Regions from separate parts of the Homo sapiens genome. Here region 2 is linked to region 1. Evidence: chromatin loops called from intact Hi-C (ENCODE). Cell type or tissue: body of pancreas. All regions are shown on one strand. Each heading gives the region's core, and the rest is flanking DNA. Links, peaks and the distances in the headings are about the cores only.

Region 1 (8,334 bases), core at 161-8,160:
CATAGCAAATGAAATTCGAGCAGGGTCATGGAGCTTCTCTAACCTGTGGAACCCATTTAAAGAATTTGAAGACGATCGCCTACACCCAGCTGGGCTTAGCGCCATCCCAGCAGGTTTAAGGCAGGCCTCTAGACCATCTTCCTAGAGCTCCCTGCCTGTCCCTGTTGCCCGCAACCATATAGTGTGGGCATAGGAGGCTCTAGGCAGGAGCTGGGCTGGAGCCAGGTGGTATCAAATTTCTCCAGTGGCTGAGTCGGGAGATCTCTCTGGGGCCATTGGGAATTAGGCTGCTTTGTCTTCCTGCTGGGTCAAATTTATTTTCCAAAACTAAAATTTTGTTATGCCAATAAATGACTTCTGGTCAACACAATGTTCCAAGGCTCTGTGCCAGTTGACCCCTACTACCCCCTCCTCCCAGCCCCAGGGAGAAGAGAAAAGGGAGTGGACTAAAGTAGAGAGGGAAGAGAGGCTGGGCTGTGTGCACAGAGGGCACCCACTGCAGGCCAGGCTGGGTTAGGAGGAAGAACAGGAACATACCAAACTCCACCCTCTAGCAGAACTCTAGGGAACCCAGCTCGCCCTGCCCAGGCCAGGGACCTAAGAAGGTTCTACAACATAATTGTCACTCTTGCTCTGCTGTACCTGGCCTTTCTCATTTTAACTCACCTCAGCTTCTCACCCTCACCACCCTCTTCCATCTGAACTGTAATTTGCCCAGAAATGAAGAGAGAGTGTGTTTAGCAGAGTTCCCATCTTTGGAATGTCCTTGCTATGGAAACTTCTTGTTGCCAGTTTCTAGTCAATGACCAGGGCAGCTGGGTAGAGCTGTCTTTCTGAGGGCAGAGGCTGGGGGCATATGCTTCCCACCATTTGGCTCCCTGGGGAAGCAAAGCTTCTCTGGACTTTTCAATGCCTGCCTGTGGCTCCTGCCACCATAGACAAGTTCGTGGGCTTCACAGCCACACTTCAGACTATCACTGCAAGGCTGTTTCCTTAACAGGAAAAAAAATCAACCCGCTCCCTTGCATAAACCAGGCTCCCACTCTCATTGAGACAACCACTTGGAGAGTGCTTTTCCCTTTTTTTTCTGGGAGTGCGCCATGGCTGGGTGAAAATTACATCTCTTGGCAGCTGCTCTAACAGCTGGGAGGGAAGCAGTGAGTACAGTGGAGAAAGGGCAGCTCTTGGCAGAAGTCGCCACCCTGGTATCTGACCCAGAAGAGAAGTTTGGAAGAAAGAAATTCTCCGGTGTTAGCACTGACACCATGGGCCAACGATCCAAGTGCCATAGAGTGGAGCAGATTTAGGCAGGGCCCGCCTCAGCTAAACCCTCTGAGTCTCCAGGGGTGATGACAGCCCCAAAAGAGCTCGATGCCAGGCAGTCACTGCCTCCCCTTGCCCCATTCTCGCTCCCCACCTCAGAACCACACAGAGAGAAGGGGTTTCATGGCATCTGGCCCAGAGCAGTGAGGCAGCTTGTCCTGTTGAGAGCTGTAGAGCCGGGCAGGCGGGCCTTATAGACACTGAGTCCATGCAGGGCTCGGGGGTGGGCAAGGACACAGTCCTCTCTTGCTGGAACACACTCCCTGTGTTCACGCCGACATCATTCCAGCCCCTGTCGCGGAGCTGCCAAATTGGATTTCCTTGAATAGTGCCGTCAGTGTTGTCCCAGCTCCAGCTGGGCCCAGTAGCTCCCCTGGCCACTTCCTCTGTCTAGCTTGGTTGTGGGGGTTGAAGGGTTTGGAGTTGGGAGTTGGGATAGAGAATTTAGGAATGGGAGCAAGAATATTAGGAGCAAAAATCGGGAGGCCCCCCCATGGTGGCTCATGCCTGTTAATCCCGACACTTTGGGAGGCCAAGGCAGGAAGATTGCTTGAGGCCAAGAGTTCGAGACCAGCCTGGGCAACATAGTGAGATGCTGTCTCTACAAAAAATAAGAATATTAGTGTGGTGCAGTGGTACACGCCTGTAGTCCCAGCTACATGGGAAGCTGAAGCAGGAGGATCGCTGGAACCCAGGAGTTCGAGGCTGTGGTGAGCTATGATCTTACCACTGCACTCCAGCCTAGGCGACAAGGAAAAATAAGAAAAAAGAAAAGAGTTGGGAAACCCTTATCTGCACTGGATGGGAGCCCTTTCCTATCTCTGCCTCCTTTTGCCAACAACCACACCCTCAAAAGTAACTTTTATTATCTTTGTCTCTGTTCTCCAGATATTCTGTTAGGAGGCCAGGAGGGTTAGGGTTTCCTTTGCCCTGCCCTGCTATTGGGTCCTTCTCTGGTCAAAGATTCAGCTCTAACAAAGGAAGGGTCCACCTGTGAGACCTGTTCTGAGGACCAGCCCTGTACCTTTCCCCCATAACAACTTTGAACTCAGTCTCTAGCTTCTTTTTTAAAAAATATTCTTTTTTTATTTTTTAAAGATGGGTTCTCACTCAGCCACCTAGGCTGGAGTGCAGTGGCACAGTCATAACTCCTGTGCTCAAGCAATCCTCCTGCCTGGGCCTCCCAGGTAGCCGGGACTATAGGTGCACACCACTGTCCCCAGCTTGAACTCAGTCTCTAACCTACTTCCTTTTCCTGTTTCACTTCCAGGTGACCACTGACTGGGACCTTCAGAAGGGCACTGGCTGCACTGAGGGCCACACAGGGACCTCAGCTGCAGCGCCTCTGGCAGCTGGCATGATAGCCTTAATGCTGCAGGTGCGGCCCTGCCTCACGTGGCGTGACGTCCAGCACATCATTGTCTTCACAGCCACCCGGGTGAGATACCAGCAGGTAGACAAGTGGCCTGGCCCAGCCTGCTCCAGAGTTCGGGTATCAGGTGGCCTTAGATTCTCAATGTCCCAAATGTTAGATACTAAGTCTCTTTCAGAGTCCCTTTCAGAGTTGCATATGTAAAGAACAGGTGTGGGGACCCCACAAAGACCACAGGCCTAAACTCATTTTATCTGCAAAGGGGAGCTCTGGCTGTGCCTCCTGGCCCCTTCTCTAGAAGCAAGCCAGTGGGGTGGTGACATCATGGGCTTTGACCTTTTGTCCCAGCTTGCCTTGGGGAATCCATTCCCAGTAGCCATAGTGGGAGAGCGTGGACTGGATCAGCCAGCAGGGCAAGCAGGGAAACCAGAGTCAGATTGTTGAGACTACACTGGCAATGCAAGAGACTAACCAGGACCTCTGTCCTTTCAGTATGAGGATCGCCGTGCAGAGTGGGTCACCAACGAGGCAGGCTTCAGCCATAGCCACCAGCACGGTTTCGGCCTCCTCAACGCCTGGAGGCTCGTGAATGCAGCCAAGGTGAACAGGTGTTGGCAGGGCAGGGTGCCCTGTGTGGAGTGACCAAGGGTCGGAGCTGAATGCCCCAAACTGCCTGGGATATCATAGGTGCCTAGTAAATGTTCATTCAGTTCATTGATTTAACAACTTCAACCTTCATCCCAGCTGATATCCATTTTACAAATGAGAAAGCAGGCTCAATGCTATCACTGAAGTTTCCAAACTACTAATAGAGTAAATGGGACCTGAGTATGTGTGGGACTCAGGATGCTCTGGTTCCCCTCCTCCACCCTGGACACAGCTGTTTCCTCTGGTTCCTTAGCTGGGGGCTGTACGGAGCATTCCAGCGAGCAAGCAGGAGCTGAGGGCTGAAGGAAGATGATGAGGAGTGGAAAAATAAAGACAGCTAAACCTTCAAGATCGTATTGACAAGGGCGTGTGTGTTTGTGAGAATGTGGGTGTGATCATTCTTGTTTGTTGATTTGCCATCCCCTCCTTTCCTTTCATAGATCTGGACATCTGTCCCTTACTTAGCATCCTACGTCAGTCCCGTGTTAAAAGAAAACAAGGCGATTCCGCAGTCCCCCCGTTCCCTGGAGGTCCTGTGGAATGGTAAGTAATCAGCACAAAGGGGGTTAATCTTAGGCCTGAGGTTTGGGGCCGGGTGACAAGGAAGTTAAACTCGTCCTCCCTGCCAGATTCTACCCCCTTTCGGAGCTGAGCTCCAGCCAAACCTGTGGAGTTTTCTTTGACCATTTTAGGACATGTTACTGCTTCTGAGTTGGCTCCCCCAGCTGCTTAAACAAGACCTTTCTCCTGGGTTCCTAGTAGTGAAAAGGAGCAGCAGAGCAACTGAGGAGGAGGGCGGGTGGGAGGCATGGGACTGGGGCTTGGGGAGGTCAGGCGAGACCGGGGTGAGAGCTCAGAGAAGCTCCTGTGACTTCCATGCTAAGATCTTGCCAGAGAACTCTGGTCAGTCCTCGGGTGTCTGGATGAAGTAAAGGAGTTAGGCATTTCTTCCTTTGATTCTCTGGCTTACCTAATAGAGAGAGTCAGATGTGGTCTGCTGGGGATGGACAGAGGGTTTGTAGAAGTCTCCTAGGCTTTAGTGACCCATCCTCTGCCTCCGCCTCCATGGTGGCCAGCATGAACCAGGATTGTCTGAAGGGGTTGTATCCTCTAAGCCAGCGACCTGGTTTTATGTTGAGCGAAGAGGCGGACGCCCTCCCTAGAGGAGAGTGCAGCTGGATCAGGATGCTTGTGCAGAGGATGCCCTGTCTGCACATTTACCAGCGTTTTCCCTACCCCCAGCTCCTTGGGGGATTCTTTTTCCTGGAGTCATTTACTACTTTTTGCAAAGGAAGTATGCTATGCTTAGTGCCCAAACCAAAACTGTCTTCACTTTTTCTGTCCTCCTAGAAAGTGATCAATTGAGAGCCATGGCAGGAGAAGGAATGGCCAGAGAAGGTTACTCAGAAGGGAGGATGAGGGGTGGCTTCCCTCAGGTGAAGGTTTCACAGAGAAGAATTGAGTTTTCTCCTCCTAACCACATCCAGCACTTGCCCAATTTCCCTCAATGTGGAATGAAACCCCTGGGCCAGTCACTGCATTTCCCATAAAAGGAATGTTATCTTGGAAAGGGCATAAAGCGTCAGCCAAGTCAGAGAAGTTCAGAAACATTTCCAGGAATGCAGTTCATTTGGAAGCCCCTGGCTTTGCACTTGCGTGTCTTAGAGATAGTGTGCCTTCAACTTTACCTTCTATCCAGGGCTATTTCCTGTTGCATCTGTCAAATGAGGGCAGTGACTTAAAAGAGTAATATGGTCTTCCCAGCTTCGTCATCCTCTGCTTCCTGCTGACCAGGGGACGTTGCCACGGAATGTCTACCCTAGGCATTGAGGCATCTGGCAACTGCTTGCTTGTCACTAAAAAGTAAGAGAAAGAAGGACAGATTGCCTGGGTGGAGAAGAGTGGGAGGTGGCCTAGTGGAGAAAGCAGGATTAAGAGAAGGGAGGGAAAGATTTAGGGAGTTTGGCTAATGGAGCCCTTTACCTGTTGGAAGGGCAGCAAGCAAAAGTTTTACCAGAGTTTTCCCTACCCCCAGCTCCTTGGGGGATTTTTTGTTTTGTTTCATTTTTGTTTTTGTTTTTTTGCCTTGAGTAATTTTGACATGCAGAGTTATTCACAACTTTTTGCAAAGTACTATTTTCATTGGCTTTTCAGAGCCAGTGAAGTTGCCTTCTCCTCCAACATGACCACATTTTCCTCTGAGCAGACAAAAACAGAACAAATAAGTTTGTGGGCTTGCTTGGAGGTTGAAAGAAATAAGTCCAGTTAAAATGAGAGTTGAGCCAGGTGCCCTGGCTCATGCCTGTAATCCCAGCACTTTGGGAACTTTGGGAGGCAGATAACCTGAGGTCAGGAGTTTGAGACCAACCTGACCAACATGGTGATACCCCATCTCCACTAAAAATACAAAATTAGCTGGGTGTGGTGGCTCATGCCTGTAGTCCCAGCTACTTGGGAGGCTGAGGCAGGAGAACCCGGGAGGCAGAGGTTGCAGTGAGCTGAGATCGCACCATTGCACTCCAGCCTGGGCAAGAAGAGGGAAACTCCATCTCAAAAAAAAAAAAAAAAAAAAAAATTGAGAGTTGAGCAGCTCAGTCCCAGGAAGTCAAGAAACCCCTTCTACAGCCAAGTTATGGTTGTTTTCCACCAGGACCTGGTTGATTCAGTGTCTGGGGGCTGGAAAGTGAACTTTTTATAAAGCAGAGGGAGCTGAACATCCCTGAGATAGAAGAGGAGGCTAAATACCTCTAAGACTCTAGAGTAGCATTGTCCCAAAGAATTTTCTGCAATGATGGAACTGTTCCATGTCCATGCTGCTCAGTTCAGTGGTCACTAGTCATCTGAGTCTATTGAACATTTAAAACATGACCAGTTGGCCGGGCATGGTGGCTCACACCTGTAATCCCTTTGGGAAGCTGAGGCAGGAGCATTGTTTACGCTCATGAGTTCAAGACCAGCCTGAACAACATAGTGAGACCCTATTTCTACAAAAAATAAAATTAGCCAGGTGTGGTGGTGCATGCCTCCTGGGAGGCTGAGACAGGAGGATTCCTTGAGCCCAGGATGCCAAGGCTGCAGTAAGCCATGGTTGCACTACTGCACTCTCCATCCTGGGTGACAGAGCGAGACCTTGTCTCAAAAATAATAATAGGCTAGGCGTGGTAGCTCATACCTAGCCTATAATCCCAGCACTTTGGGAGGCCAAGGGCAGGGGCGGATCACTTGAGGTCAGGAGTTCAAGACCAGCCTGGCCAACAGAGTGAAACCTCGACTCTACTAAAAAAAAAAAAAAAAACGATACAAAAATTGGCTGGGCACGGTGGCTCACGCCTGTAATCCCAGCACTTTGGGAGGCTGAGGCGGGTGGATCACAAGGTCAGGAGATCGAGACCATCCTGGCTAACACGGTGAAACCCCATCTCTACTACAAATACAAAAAAATTAGCCAGGCGTGGTGGTGGGTGCCTGTAGTCCCAGCTACTCGGGAGGCTGAGGCAGGAGAATGGCGTGAACCAGGGAGGCGGAGCTTGCAGTGAGCCAAGATCGTGCCACTGCACTCCAGCCTAGACAACAGAGCGAGACTCCATCTCAAAAAAAAAAAGTATATATATATATATATATATATATACACACACACACACACAAATTAGCCAGGCATGGTGGCACGTGCCTGTAGTCCCAGCTATTCAAGAGGTTGAGGCAGGGAAATTGCTTGAACCTGGGAGGCAGAAGTTGCAGTGAGCCAAGATTGTGCCATTGCACTCCAGCCTGGATGACAGAGCAAGACTCCATCTCAAATAATAATAATAAGGCTAGTATGACTAAGGAGCTAAATTTTAATTTTGTTATACTTCATTTTAATTTAGATAGCCATGTGTGGCTAAGGGCTACCATATTGAGAAGTGCTGCTAAAGAGCAAGACTGATTTTTCTCTCTCCCCGCTGACAGGAGGTTATGAGGGAGAGGGGATTGGGGCCTCTTGGGGTTTTTAGATCTGACGCTGGTCTGAAATCTCTACCTGAGGGTAGGAGGGAGAGTGGGGCTCTGGAGGAGTGTGTTATTCACACTCAGAGAGTCTGTGATTGGAAGGTGCCTGAACACCCACTTGCACCTCTCCTTTTGTTGTCGTTTGCAGTCTTGAGGATACTGGCTAAGCCTCTGCCTACGCAGTGAGTCCTGTTCCTTCTCCTCTCCAGGTCTTCCCTCTTTAACCAACATTTCCCTCTCTGCTGATTCTTCCTTTCTGCCTTCAAATGCAAGTCCCTGCTACCTCCAACCAGGCAACTTTTCAAATGAATGAACTGAAGCAATTTCTCCCCTTTGTCACACACTCCCTCTGCCACAGAAGACTTGCTTTCTTACTCATAGTGCCCCTTTCCTGACCGGTTCAGGGGCTGGTTCAGAGTTCATCCTTTTTAACATTCTTGTCACTCTGACCCTATTAATGAGGTCTTTGTTGCAACGTCTCTCCTCCTGTAGCTTCTGTGGCGGCCTTCTTGGCTCCATAGCCCTCCTCTGCCTTCTCTGCCTGAGGTACTTGTTTCATACTCCTGAACTGTGAGTGTCTTCTAAGGCTTGTTTCCTGACTTTTTCCTCACTCTACATCATCCTCCTTGACAGTACAGCTATGTTTATGACCTTAGCTACCACCTCTCCACAAATGAGTCCTCGACCTAAATCTCTTATTCTGATCCTTCACCAGTGGAAAGGATAGAAACTAGAGCATAGCTTCCATAAGATTATGGGCAAATAGTCCAGGCACGGTGGCTCACGCCTGTAATCACAGCACTTTGGGAGGCCGAGGTGGGCAGATCACGAGGTCAGGAGATCGAGACCATCCTGGCCAACATGGTGAAACCCCGTCTCTACTAAAAATACAAAAAAATCAGCTGGGCATGGTGGCGGGCTCCTGTAGTCCCAGCTACTCGGGAGGCTGAGGCAGGAGAATTGCTTGAACCTGGGAGGTGGAGGTTGCAGTGAGCAGAGATCAT
Region 2 (8,334 bases), core at 139-8,138, 450 kb after region 1:
TCTCGCTCTGTCACCCAAGCTGGAGTGCAATGGCATGATCTTGGCTCACTGCAACCTCCGCCTCCCGGGTTCAGATGATTCTCCTGCCTCAGCCTCCTGAGTAGCTGGGATTACAGGCACCCGCCATCATGCCTGGCTAATTTTTTTTTTTTAATTTTTGTAGAAATGGGGTTTCACCATGTTGGCCAGGCTGGTCTTGAACTCATGACCTCAGGTGATCCACCCACCTTGGCCTCCCAAAGTGCTGGGATTACAGGCGTGAGCCATTGTGCCAGGCCAAGCTTCTCAAATTTATTTTTCCAGCTTAGGGTAGATTTGTAGGGGGGTTAGTTGAGAACAGAAAAGAGGTGACAGTTTCCAAAGAGCTGTTTAAAATAGTTTTCTTTGCTGATGCCTATACACCAACTTGTCTCTTTATGGAGGGTCCATCAGCCTAGAAATGAGATGGATCACAGAGAGAGGACTTCTCGACATCAGTGTTAGAGTAATGATGAGACTTAGCTGTGGTTCATTTTGTTGGAATCTTTCTTAAAAACAATGCTGAGGTTCAGTTATAGGGAACTTTTTATTTGCTCCTTTTTTCAGTGCTTTAACTAAGCTTTCAAATTGTATATTCTTGCCTAAGTACTGGAGATATGTAGATTAATAGAACATAGCTGTATTTTAGAGATTATACCCTAGAATGAAAAACTGAATTTCAGATAAATTTCAACAGTATGGTAAATGTTGGGGATGTTTCACATACGTACCAAGTACCATTAGAGCCCGGGGAGGTAGCATACTTTGTATTCTGTTGGGAGATATCCTGAAAGATGTAAATACTGAGTTTTGAAGGGTAAGTAAGAGCCAGGTGGACAAAATCATAGGCAAATGACCTCCCAGTGGTTCATGAAACCATTGCTGAGAATTTCTGAGAAACAAAGTGGAAAGGAGAGCTGTAGATAGGCTGAATTCCACTAAAGTTGGTAAAGATGGATTCCAGTGAGTATTTAATATTAATTCCCAGCAAAATTCTTTTTTTTTTTTTTTTTTTGAGACGGAGTCTCACCGTGTTGCCCAGGCTTGAGTGTAGTGGTATGATCTCGGCTCACTGCAAGCTCTGCCTCCTGGGTTCACACCATTCTCCTGCCTCAGCCTCCTGAGTAGCTGGGACTACAGGGGCCCACCAACACGCCCGGCTAATTTTTTGTGTTTTTTTTTGTATTTTTAGTAGAGACAGGGTTTCATCATGTTAGCCAGGTTGGTCTTGATCTCCTGACCTCGTGATCCGCCCACCTCGGCCTCCTGAAGGGCTGGGATTACATGTGTGAGCCACTGCACCTGGCCAATTCCCAGCAAAATTCTAAAATAGATTATTTAAAAGAGGGCTTGCTAGTAATTAGAAGGGAAATAGTGATCTTAGGGAGCCAATTTAGTTTTGGTCAGAAGAAGTAAATATTAACAATGTTTGTTGTTTTTTTTTAATTTTATAAAAGCAATGCATATTTATTACAGAATATTTGGGAATTAAAAAAAGTTTAAAGTTTTTAAAAGAATAAACACTTGCATGTTACCATCCAAAGATAACTGCTAATACTTGGATGCATATCTCTTCAGGTTTTTCTCTTTAGAGATTATACACGCTTGTATTTTATTTTTTTGAACATAATTGGGATCATATTGTACATAGGGTTTTGGAGTCTACTCCTCTGCTAAATAATATGTTGTGGATACTCTGGTAAGACCTTAAAATATTCTTTGAGTGTATGATTTTTAACGGTTATGTAGTAGTTCAATATATATATTTTATCTGTTCTGTTACTGGATACATGGATTGTTTCCACTTATAAAATATCATACATCGTTGTACATAAATCATTTGTAGAAATCAGTTTATTTCTTTATTCCCATAAAATGAAATGAGTGGATCAAAGGGTATGGTTCGCTTTAGTTATATTCCCATGTTGCTTTCCAAAAGGTGCTACCAATTTACACTCCCACTAGAGGTGATGAGAATGCCAGTTTGCCTACGTCGTCAATATTAGAGCACTATTATTATTATTATTATTATTATTATTATTATTATTATTATTTTTGAGACAGGGTCTTGCTCTGTTGCCCAGGCTGAAATACAGTGGTGTGATCATGCCCCATTGTAGCCTCTACCTTCCAGGTGCAAGCAATCCTCCTACCTTAGTCCTGCACGTAGCTGGTACCACAGGTGCGCACCTCCATGCCTGGCTAATTTTGGGTATTTTTTGTAGAGATGAGGTCTCTGTGTTGCCCAGTCTGGTCTTGACCTCCTGGGCTCAAGTGATCCTCCTGCCTAGGCCTCCTAAAGTGTTGGGATTACAGGTGTTAGCCACATGCCCCACCAATATTGAAGGATTATTAACAAAACAAAACCAATAGCAAACCTATGCTGATTTAGCAAGTGAGTAATGGTATCCAGTTTCTTTTTTTTTTTTTTTTTTTTTTGGTGGAGTCTCACTCTGTTGCCCAGGCTGGAGTGCAGTGGCGTGATCTCGGATCACTGCAAGCTCCGCCTCCCGGGTTCACGCCATTCTCCTGCCTCAGCCTCCCGAGTAGCTGGGACTACAGGCACCTGCCACCATGCCTGGCTAATTTTTTGTATTTTTAGTAGAGATGAAGTTTCACTGTGTTAGCCAGGATGATCTTGATCTCCTAACTTCATGATCTGCCTGCCTCGGCCTCCCAAAGTGCTGGGATTACAGACGTGAGCCACCGTGCCTGGCCCAGTTTCTTTGAACACTAGTGAAATGAATCATTTTTTATATGTTCATTAGGCTTATGTTGTGGGTGTATTTTATCATTTGCCTTTTCACTTAGTTCATAATTGTTTTTATTATTTTTTTTTTTTGAGACATATTCTCACACTGTCACCAACGCTGGAGTGCAGTGGCTCAATCTTGGCTCACTGCAGCCTCTGCCTCCCAGGTTCAAGTGAACCTCCTGCCTCAGCCTCCCAAATAGCTGGGATTACAGGCGCCTGCCACCATGCCCAGCTAATTTTTGTGTTTTTGGTAGAGACGGGGTTTCACCGTGTTGCCTAGGCTGGTCATGAACTCCTGGGCTCAAGCAATCCACCCGCCTCAGCCTCCCAAAGTGCTAGGATTACAGGAATGAGCCACCGCACCTGGCCATTTTCTTTTATAATATTGTCTTGCTTTTATGATGGCCCAAAAACCTAAACAAAGGAGGCTTTAGTGCCACTGCTCTCTGCATTGGTTAAAACAGATCTTGATTACTGAATTCATTTTTGTAACTGCAAGATCACCACCACCACCAGTAATAATGGTAAAACGATTATGATGATTACGATAGCAGTGGCAGCACAGGAATAATTAATAGGTGTCATTTATTGGGCATTTATCATGTACCAAGCATGGCTAAGCTTACGTGAATTATCTCATTCAATCCTTATAGCAATCCTTTGAATCCCACTTTTACAAATGAGGAAATTGAGGCTTAGAATAATTTACCAAAGGTTACACAAATGCTAAGTGGCCGAGCTGGGGTTTAGATCTTAATTCATCTTGCCCGAAACCTGTGCTTTTAACGCTCAGTGAGAGATCTCAAAACTGGGTTATATGAAGAATGATGGTAGGATTTTGGGAGAAGTAGAGGGCTATTATGACCTGGATTTAAATTCCAGTTCTGCCACTTGTTAGCTTGTGACATTGAGAAAGTTACTGAACTTCTCCGAATCAGTTTGCTATTCAGTAGTGTGGAGCCTTTCTTTACAGGATTATTGTGAGAATCGAGTTAGATTATATGAGTAAACCACAAAACACAGTACCTTGCACATAGTTGCTACTCTGTAACTAGGATTTATTATGCCAGCAATCTTGAAAGTTTGTCATGTGGACTTACATCACAGGTCAGAACTAGAATGAATTCAAAGAAGTTATAGGAAGGCAGATACGGTACTAGTAAAACTAAGAACTTTCTAACATTTTTGAAAAATGCAGTGGACTGTGTTGTAAGATAATGAGTTCCTTGTCAGGAAGGGATTGGGCGAGTGACCACTTATTAGGAATACTATAGAGAAGATTCTGATTTGTTCAGAAGTTTAGAAGATATGAAATGTGGTTTTAGCTCTTAAAGATTAATGATTCTGTGTACATCTCAGTGGCTCTTTTTGGTTGTATTCAAGAAAACCTATCACTGTGACTACCTACAACAAGAAAGGATTCATAGAAACCCAAAGTCCTTGATTAGTGCTAGGCATGATGGGGGGAGCCACCTATGTTTCCACTGTTAATGTAGAAGTAAAAGTGTAAAAGGAATTTAGTTGTTAGTTTACAAGTGGCTGTTGTGTACCTAGCAGGTTAATAAAAAGGTTTGTAATGAAAAAAATTAACCTTTGCAGGGTAATTGATTAATTAGAGAAGGATCTACAATTAAACCAATACAGTGACAATCAGATGTTTATGGAGCAAACATAACTGAAGACCCCTACTTACTTCTTCATGACCATTTTGGATATATGTACGCCCTTGTGTTAGGAATCGGAATGGTTGTAACTTCAGGTTCTTGAGACAGTGCTTCTTGGCTGGATCCTGTGGATTTCCTAAGATAGGAAATCTTTACTCTCACAGGTGGCAGAGTTTGTGGATGAGCGGCCAGAAGAGGTAAAGCAGATGGAGGCCTTTCGTTCCAGTGCCAAATGGAAGCTTCTGGGAGGTGAGTTCCAACAATAGATAAATCTAAATTTCCATTAGTAGGGGAGATCTTTTTTCCTTTTCTATACTTTTCTTTAGAGGAATGCATAGTTTGTTTTAGCATGTCATTGATCCTGAAAAATAAAGCAGGAAAAAGGAAGTTGGACTTCTTCAGAGGTAGTAAGACATAGGAACTTATAGACCAGATATTCCTCTTTCTCTTATATTTTGGCATTAGGATTACTGAGGTTGGTGACTAATTTGGAGGCCTTTGAGCACCCATTCCTCTTTGACTCAGAATAGGAGAGCACTTGGTGTATAGGCAAGACTTTGGGAGGAGTTTACAAGAAACAGGAGCAGAATTTGGGGACTTTAGCTACCACTATCCTCTTCCACAATGAAGCAACTCATTTCTGGGGGGTCAAGGACCAGTGTATTTTGTTCTGTTTGTGTTAGTAAATTTCTCTCTTCTTTCCTTAAGTATTGGTGTTTTATAGTGCATTACCCTCCACTTGCCCACTTTGGACTCTTCCTAAGCTAATAATCTTAATTTAACTCTCTTTAAAAAAATTTGAGTCCTTGAGAATTGGATAAAAAGCATTTGTTTGTCACATCTGTTTGAGCATAGACTAGTCTTATTTGCCATGATATTCCCCTATCTAGCACAAGGAGCTACCTTTAATAAATATTTGTAGAATTGTTTAATTGCTAGTAGGTATTTGATTTTTGTAGCCTAATCAGAATTCTTTTCCAAAGAGAATCTTTTGGTCTCCATGTCTGTTTGTCTAGGAAGACACACAGACACACACATACACACGGTGCCTTTTCTTGTGTATCTGAATGTTTAGAAGGTCAGTCACACACACACACAGTCACACTCACACTCACTCACTCCTTTTCTTCTGCCTTGCTTTCACTCCCCCATCCCAATTTGTTATTGGAAGTACGCTTACCAATCTCTGACCCTTGCTTCCTTCAGATTTACTGTTAGGCCCCCCACAGACATCATACTTTTCTCTGTGGAGTGGATTCCAATCAGATAGGGCTGTTCCCCAAAGTAAAGGAGTTGACTTGGTTTAATTCATCCATTTAACAAGTATTCATCAGTTCCTACCCAGCTTTTATTTGTATTTGGGCTGTGGAGCTCAATGACAAGAAATAGAGGTAGAGGAAGAACTGGATTTTGAAACTGTTCCAGTTGCTATAGATATTTCATTCTGTGGTGCCTTTGAATATGGAAGGTCTCAAACTATGTATTTTAACTTTAAAGCTTTACATATTTTAAAGATTGCACATGGACTCTGGAGTCAAATAGAGCTGGATTTAAATATTCCTCTACCACTTATTAGCAATATGACTTTGGCAAGTTAATCTTTCTGAGTATCAACTTCCTCATCTATAAATGAAATGACAGTATTTATGTCCTAGGCTTGTTGTGAGAATTGAATCAGGTAATCTCTATGAAACACTGGCACACAGTAGGTGATTGGTAATTACTTGCTCCTTTCTTTTTTATGGTGATTTTTCCCCTCTCTAAGAAAGAGCACAGTGAAATGGATTAAATAGTTAACAGCATTTTATTTTGATATTCACCGTTTTAGTCAATTTACCTATTGAAAGAAGAGTGAGTACAAACTATAAAGTATCTAGGCAAAATATCAGTAGGAGCCACTAGCTGGGAACTCTGCACAAATGAGGTTTTAGAAAGAACATTGGACTGGGAGTTAGAAGACTTGGATTCTAGCCTGTGTCTTCATTTTAGGAGCTGTGACCTTAGGTAAGAAATCACTCAGCTCCTCAGCTGAAAACAGAGGCTGTGGCCTCTGTTTTCATGCTGTAATACAAGGGTACCTGCCCTGCTTACCTTAAAGGGTATAATATGAAAAATGTGCTGAAAATGCTTTGCAAATTTATGACTTGGTAGGCGGAGGGGTTATTCTTAAGATATTCATGAGTGGTGGTTTGCTGCCCCTAAGCAAGAAAACTGTGCAGGCCTTTTGGGCTTTCTGAGCAGTTCTGAGGTATGTGCTACTGGAGCATCTTTTGAAACTGGGTGTGGGGGTGGACAGAGGGACAGAGCATTTGTGGGAATCTGACTCTTTGTTATTTGTGTTTAGGCCACAACGAAGACCTACCCTCAAACAGACATTTTCGTCACGATACCCCGGATTCATCTCCTAGGAGGGTCCGTCATGGTACCCCAGATCCATCTCCTAGGAAGGACCGTCATGACACCCCGGATCCATCTCCTAGGAGGGCCCGTCATGACACCCCGGATCCTTCTCCCCTCAGAGGGGCTCGTCATGACTCAGACACATCTCCTCCCAGGAGGATCCGTCATGACTCCTCAGACACTTCACCCCCAAGGAGGGCCCGTCATGATTCTCCAGATCCTTCTCCCCCAAGGAGGCCTCAGCATAATTCTTCAGGTGCATCTCCTAGGAGAGTCCGTCATGATTCACCAGATCCCTCTCCTCCTAGGCGAGCCCGTCATGGTTCCTCAGATATCTCTTCCCCCAGAAGGGTCCATAACAACTCCCCTGACACATCTAGGAGGACTCTTGGCTCTTCAGACACACAGCAACTCAGAAGGGCCCGTCATGACTCCCCTGATTTGGCTCCTAATGTCACTTATTCCCTGCCCAGAACCAAAAGTGGTAAAGCCCCAGAAAGAGCCTCTAGCAAGACTTCTCCACATTGGAAGGAGTCAGGAGCCTCCCATTTGTCATTCCCAAAGAACAGCAAATATGAGTATGACCCTGACATCTCTCCTCCACGAAAAAAGCAAGCAAAATCCCATTTTGGAGACAAGAAGCAGCTTGATTCCAAAGGTGAGCATATGACTGTCCATGAGAGGGATGTATGTATCCCTGGGAGCTTTCTTTTGGCCGTTTAGTTGATTTATTAGGTATAAGAATGGAATTTCTTTGGGAAAGTTTTGAAAAGTGAGAGGCTGGGTTTGGGAGAGTTGAACAATTATGGTGGCAGGGAGGAAGGTTTTCATATGTCTTTTTATGTGCTCGCTCCACCCCATATAAAAGTACAATTTATTTGTTGCAGAAGCTTTGGAATGTACAGAAGTATATAAAGATAAAATGTGACACAAAATTCTGTCATTCAGAGGCAATTATTGTTAGTGTTGTGGCCAGGGTCATCTTAGTCTTTTTTGGTTTGCATTTTTTATATAGTTGAGCTCTGGCTGTGTAGAACATTTGTATTGCATGTGCAATCTTGCCTGCTGTCCTTTCTTAACGTAGTCTTCCTCAGGCCATAAAACATCTTTATGTTAGTATAATTTTTAATAGTGTTTAATTACAAATTTAACCATTTTCCTAATAATGAATGTTTTTGGTTATTTCTAAGTTTTTTCTTCTGTAATTCTATAATGAACATCCTTGTACATAAACTGTTGTCCCCATTTTGGATTATTTCCTTATCTACTTCTAGATAGATTTCCTCGAAATTCAACTACTTCTATATAAGTTTCCTAGAAAGCTGAGAAGTTGATGTACTGGGTCAGAAGATGTGGGCGTTTTAAAGACTGTCGATACATATTGCAGAATGCCCTTTGGGAGGTGACTTGTGATGCTTATACAGTCGCTAGAACTTAGGCCTGTGCAGTGAAATTTTTTACTCCCTCTTTTGTTCCTAGGAACTATTTTAATTTTAA

What was found. Peaks named below come from ENCODE experiments on the same cell type or tissue, not always from the same donor. Only the 100,000 strongest peaks of a DNase experiment are listed, where the experiment ranks them.
Region 2: a loop joins it to region 1, with 2.7 times the contacts of the local background. A loop is called at or near these places in 4 of 110 quality-filtered maps.

Annotation. Positions count from the first base shown.
Region 1 is chr11:117,214,018-117,222,351 of GRCh38, reverse strand. It overlaps PCSK7 (proprotein convertase subtilisin/kexin type 7), which reads left to right. Exons shown (of 17, transcript NM_004716.4): 10 at 2,594-2,761; 11 at 3,188-3,295; 12 at 3,784-3,886. Among named protein-coding and RNA genes, the nearest start is that of PCSK7, 14 kb to the left of the region's middle. RefSeq lists enhancers at 2,690-3,190, 3,645-4,844. In body of pancreas, for the core only: no CTCF peak of the experiment used is centred there; DNase peaks (open chromatin) are centred at 221, 1,171, 1,591, 4,021 and 1 weaker place; H3K27ac peaks cover 3,074 bases.
Region 2 is chr11:116,761,714-116,770,047 of GRCh38, reverse strand. It overlaps BUD13 (BUD13 spliceosome associated protein), which reads left to right. Exons shown (of 10, transcript NM_032725.4): 3 at 4,602-4,686; 4 at 6,782-7,495. Among named protein-coding and RNA genes, the nearest start is that of BUD13, 7.1 kb to the left of the region's middle. In body of pancreas, for the core only: no CTCF peak of the experiment used is centred there; no DNase peak of the experiment used is centred there.